Linked DNA regions of Homo sapiens: region 1 is linked to region 2. The links are chromatin loops, found by intact Hi-C in ENCODE. Cell type or tissue: heart left ventricle. All regions are shown on one strand. Each heading gives the region's core, and the rest is flanking DNA. Links, peaks and the distances in the headings are about the cores only.

The links. A loop is a pair of places that touch in the nucleus more often than their neighbours do. Peaks named below come from ENCODE experiments on the same cell type or tissue, not always from the same donor. Only the 100,000 strongest peaks of a DNase experiment are listed, where the experiment ranks them.
Region 1: a loop joins it to region 2, with 3 times the contacts of the local background. A loop is called at or near these places in 16 of 110 quality-filtered maps.

Annotation. Positions count from the first base shown.
Region 1 is chr6:110,877,872-110,880,683 of GRCh38, reverse strand. All of the region lies in intron 1 of AMD1 (adenosylmethionine decarboxylase 1), which reads right to left. Among named protein-coding and RNA genes, the nearest start is that of AMD1, 4.5 kb to the right of the region's middle. In heart left ventricle, for the core only: a CTCF peak has its summit at 1,355 (motif pointing right); no DNase peak of the experiment used is centred there; H3K4me3 peaks cover 1,810 bases.
Region 2 is chr6:110,541,358-110,544,169 of GRCh38, reverse strand. LOC105377940 (a long non-coding RNA gene) reads left to right here. Exons shown (of 7, transcript XR_007059703.1): 4 at 503-620; 5 at 1,479-1,982. Among named protein-coding and RNA genes, the nearest start is that of SLC22A16, 66 kb to the right of the region's middle. In heart left ventricle, for the core only: no CTCF peak of the experiment used is centred there; DNase peaks (open chromatin) are centred at 1,579 and 2,330; H3K27ac peaks cover 2,462 bases.

The DNA.
Region 1 (2,812 bases), core at 148-2,647, 340 kb before region 2:
AAAAGAAGTAAATGACTGAGCTCAACTATCTTGAACAAGAGTCCCAAGCCTACATAACAGGGAAAAACATCGCTTCCACAAATAGTGCTGGGAAAAAATGGATGTCCACATGCAAACAAAATTAAGTTGGACTTTTACCTTACATCATAAACAAAAATTAACTCAAAATGGATCAACAACCTAAACATTAACAGCGAATAAAACTCCTAGAAGAATACATAGGGTAAATGCTTCAGGGCATTACATTTGGCAATGATTTCTTGGATATGACATACAATAAAATCAAAAACAGACAAATGGAACTTGAAAACCTAAAATGTAAACATTTCTATACATCAAAAGAAACGAGTGAAAAGACAACCTACAGAATAAAATACTTGCAAGTCACCTCATAAGGGGTCAATATCCAAAGCAAAAGACACACCTACACACAACTCAACAAAAAGTGATTAAAAAATGGACAAAGGGACCAGGGGCGATGGCTCAATCACTTGAAGTCAGGAGTTCAAGACCAGCCTAGCCAACATGGCGAAACCCTGTCTTTTACTAAAAATACAAAAATTAGCCAGGCATCGTGGTGCATACCTGTAGTACCCACTATTAGGGAGGCTGAGGCAGGAGAATCATTTGAACCTGGGAGGCGGAGGTTGCAGTGAGCTGAGATGGCACCACTGCACTCGAACCTGGGTGACTGAGACTGTCCAAAAAAAAAAAAGACCAAGAACTTAAATACAGAAGGATCCCATTAGTGCAGGGTTATGCTCTAATCACCTGAAAACTCAATACATAGATGCTATTCCCATACCCAGTTAGGTCAGACACTTTCTGAGGATGATGCCTGCAAATTTTTATTTGAAAAGCTTCCAGGTCATTAGATTACTCATTACTTCCTAATGTAAAACCAGCTGGTTTCAGAGTTCAGGTAATTTATCCAAAGTCACTGCAGCTTCTCAATTCTGCTCTTACCTCATATTTTTAGGTCTGTTTTAGAGGCTCTCATTACAGTACATTCATCAGGGTGCCTCTACCCCAGGTAGTAAGCAGTCTTTAGGTAAAAGGCATCCTAAAACCAGATCATTCTTGAGTAAAGCTAGACTGACCAGAAGTTAGATTCTGAGGGTGCCTTCCTGCGGCAGTGAATTCAGATAACCTGAGAAATAAGCCTCCTCCCTTTTGTTCAAAGATATGAACCTATTATCATCACATTATTGTTTCTCTATCTCAAATTTTTACCCCAAATCGGGATACTCCTCTCAGTTTTCTGCTACTTTCAACATGTGCTTCTTAAAGATACATGGTTTGTAAACAACAGTTGAAATATTTTCGTTGTTGTTGAGAGGGTTTCACTCTGCCACCAGATGGAGCGCACTGGTGCAATCTCATTTCGCTGCAGCCTCGATCCCCCAATGGCTCAAAAAAATCCTCCCACCTCAGCTTCCCGAGTGGCTGGGATGCAGACACGCACCAGGATGGACCAGCACGCACAGATAATTTTTCAATTTTTTTTGTAGAGTCAGGATTTCACTATGTTGCCCAGACTGGGCTCTCAAACTCCTTGGTCTCTCAGAGTGCTGGGATTAGACATGAGCCACCAAGCCCAGCCATGAAACCTTTTTGAAACTGCTGGGAGGAATGTAACGAGAAGCTTTATTCTTTAGCAGGAAGCATTTCTACTCTGAAACATTACACTAAAAGGTTTTTTGGCAACGGGTTGTAAATTCCTTCAATGTAAATTATTGATATTGCAATAATGCTGCATAATGATGTAGTCAAATAAGTCATGAGTTTGGGGAAAGTTAAGCTGAGGTATGACTATCTTTACAACTGCCCCAATCCTTTACTAAAAATTATGTTTTAGTTTATAAAATCTGAGTAAAGCACAGTAATAGGATTTCCAGTCCTGAAAAATCATTCTTTTCTCAGCAAAATTTTCTATTTTCTAACAGATTTCCTTCTTACTACTCTCACCCTCCCTAAAGCTGCCATGTCTTATAAAAAGCTTTTGTTTGTTACAGCACTTTGATCCAACAACTAAACCATTTTTTAAATGGTCACTGATTTTTATTCAACATCCGTAAAATCTGAAAAATCAGAGAAAACTGCAGGTTACCCCTAAGAAACCGCCTCTCCCTTAATTGTCCTTTATTCATCTGGATATACCTGGACTGCTGCTTTTCTCCAACAGTATTGTTTAACCCAAGCTATATCATAAAAGATTTTTCTTTGTTAAATTTCTCAGTATTACATAATTTGTTCACTTAAGATAAAATATCTTAAATGGTCTACAAGAGGGAAGCAGTGTTTAGTAAAAAGGTGTACATTCAGAAAAGATTCCAAGCATTAAAGCTTGGACTGATGAGCCAAGTTTGTTTAAAGTGTATTCCCTCACACCACACACAAAATCAATTCCAGATGGATTGCAGATCTAAATATGAAAGGTAAATATCGTGTAGGAGAAAAAAATATTTCAGACTTTGGGATGAGAAAACCGAGGGAAGTATGTTGTTTCCCAGAAGAATGCGTGAAAAAAGTTGGATATTTTCTCCCTTGAATTATACAGAACACTCCAGTGAAATCATCTGGGCCTAGATGATTGACTGATTCAAGTTATTTAGGTGTTCTAGGACTGTTTTGGGTTCTCCATTTCTTCTTGCATTAGTTTTGGAAAGCTATTTTTCCAGGATTTTTTTCTCCCTCATATCCTTATCTTGTTATCCTTGTCTTTAGCATCAATACTAATGCTCTCTTTGGACATTTAAGCCTTTCATTCTCTTAATCGTTTTTATGTCCCTATGTTTATTATGCTTTATAA
Region 2 (2,812 bases), core at 114-2,613:
AGACTGCAGCAGGGTTCTGCGCTGCCAACACTGTCACTTCCCAGCCACCCAGACCCAGCCTCACTGGTCCTGGTGCCTGCCTTTCTCTTCCATCTTCCCCGGGCCAGCGAGGCACTGAGTCCTTTGCTTCTTTCTCACTTCATGCACCTCTGCCCTTCTTTCTCGAGCTGGCTTGCCCAAGAGTCCTTATCTGGAACCTCTGGTCTTTGTACCTCCTGGCCTGCCCTCAGCTGCTCCGTTGCCTGGGTCCCAGTGCTTGCCCACCATATTCAGGGGACATCCTGGACTCCTTGGCCACCACCCAGACCCTTCTGTATTCTGCTCCCCCTAATACCTCCTGGTCTCTGCATGAACCTCCCACTCTGACCACACTGCACTGTTGTTTCCTGGACACACGGCACCCACTCCTGCCTCCATGCTCCTGCTTCCTCCACCTGGAATGCCCTCTCTGCTGACCTACCACACACTCCTTTAAGAACGAACTTTCCTTCTTCCCCCATAGAGCCACTTCCACTTGCTCCAGGCCACAGAGTTCTCTCTCCCGTGACAGTTTCCTTCCTGTGCAATAGTATCGCCTCTGGAACTTCCTCACCTGCCACCTGGTGCTGCTACATGTCCACGTATGTATGTACGCTTTCATTCATTCTTTCTTTCTAACATTTGTTCTGAAAAAAATACATCATGTGCCATTATGCACCAGGCTCTAGAATATAAAGATGAGTAAAACCTAGTCCCTGAGTTCTAGACGTCTCCAGGTGTGGTGTGTATGCTGCGTGCCTCCCACTGGCTCTTCCAGATCCAGCCTCTGCTCTGCTCATGCCCTGGGCAAAATGGCCCAAAGCCAAAACAAGCAAACTGGTTCCCCTATAACCAAACCAGACAGCTTGGGGCCTGGCAGTGCCAGGGGAGAGCTGGCATGAGCAGGGCAGAGGCTGACTCGTATGGCGCCATCCACAGGCCCCATTGCCCTCTGGCTTCTGGTGGGCTGTGGCTAGGGAGCCCCCCCCAGGAGAGCAGAGGTTGAAGCTGCAGGGGCTGGATTCCCCTGCACCTCGCTGTGGGGTCACCCTGTCGGCTGTGTCACGATTCCTGTTAGTTCCCACTCTGCTGTCTCTGGATCTAGTGCCTGTTCCCTTCACCCTCAGGCCAGGGGTGGAGCCCTCCCCCCAGCCCCCAACCCCATACCCTGCTCACACCTTTGCAAATAGCGTCTTTACTAAACTCTCCCAAGTGTCTATATGTGCCATTTCCTTTCCGCCCAGCACCCTGAGTGAAAGTGTTTTGAAACCAGGGAGAAGCTGGAGGACAGAGGCACATAAGGTGCCGAGGACAGGAGAGACTGCACACTCTTTGTAGCTTTCACACAACCAGAGTCCAGTGCACAGAGTGCGTACTCATGTCTACAAAAGACACTTCACTCTTCTTAATTCAACCCATATCCCACTCTAGTGCCCATGTGGATCTTTTTATCATTGCAGGATGACCAAAGTCATTAAAACTTCGTAAAAAGCCTGCTTTAGTGAAGAGCTTCTGGCGACGGCCTTTGAATCTGTGCCCCTGAGGGCTCCAGGGCAGGACTCCAACTGGTGGTGTAAGACTTGCTGTCCTGATGTGGGTGGCAGTTGCTAGAAGAGGGACTGTTTCATTTCATTAGCAGTGAAGTGTGCTGTCAGCCGGCAGTGATAGCCATGGGACAAGATGCAACCCAATCTGACTCTGAAACATCCTGTCCTAGCCACCGCTGAGCTCTTCCCCCTTAGGGGGTCGCCAGAAGAGTATTGATTGGACAAGGAGAGAGAGCCCTCTTGAAGAGGAATGGTGCTAAAGTCAACCTGAAGCCTTCTGAAAATTCAGCGGCCCTAGAACTGCCCCAAATGCTATTTACTGCAAAGCAGAATTCTGTATCCAGAGGGGTTGTCCTGGACTCCACTCAAGAGGTTTAGCTTTTAAAGAGCCTAAAGGATTCCTGGCTTATCTGTTGGGTGAGTGTGAGAGTCAGATCCCAAAGGATTATATGATATGATGGATGATTTAGCACGCTGCTTCACAGGAATTTAACAGAAATATAAGATTGCTCAGCTGGAGCAGAATTGTCTAAGAGACAAACCTTTTTAAAACCCCACTAATGTATAACCTCAAGCCACAACTGGATTCAATTACTGCGTGGAAAGAAAGGCATTTTCTTATAAAGCCACTCTGTTTCCGTGCCTGGCTGTGAGCTGGGTCAGCCATGACAAAGATAAGCTTGTGTGTTGTTTTTGGTTGTTTTTCCTTTCAAGCTCTTCCCCTGGCACTGCCAGGCCCCAGGCTGTTTGGATCGGTTGTGTGGAGGCCAGTTTACTTGTTTTGGCTTTCAGCCTTTCTGTTCAGCATTGATGATAGAAGAGTGGGCCTGTGTCCTGCGTGGCCAGTGATGGGCTATCAGCATGGCTTGGTGGTGGCACCATGCCCAGGTGCCCCTTAGGAGGCACACAATGTTTAGAAGCCACACAGTTTGTGAGGAAGGTGAACATTCTAAGGAAGGAGACTGGCAGAGATTGTAGGGGACTCGAGAGGGGTCTGGGCACAGAAGGGTCTGCGTATTGACATTCTCAAATATTAATACAAATACCTAACATGTGGAGTGCTTACTCTCTCTAGGCCCTGTCCTAACAGCTTTACATATATTACTTCATTTAAACCTCCCAACAATCCTGTGAAGTAAATGTTATTATTATATCCACTTTACAGACGAGGAAATTGAGGAACAGAAGGGTACATAGTTTGCCCAAGGTCACACAGTAAGTAGCTGAGGGCCCACGTGCTTGATCAC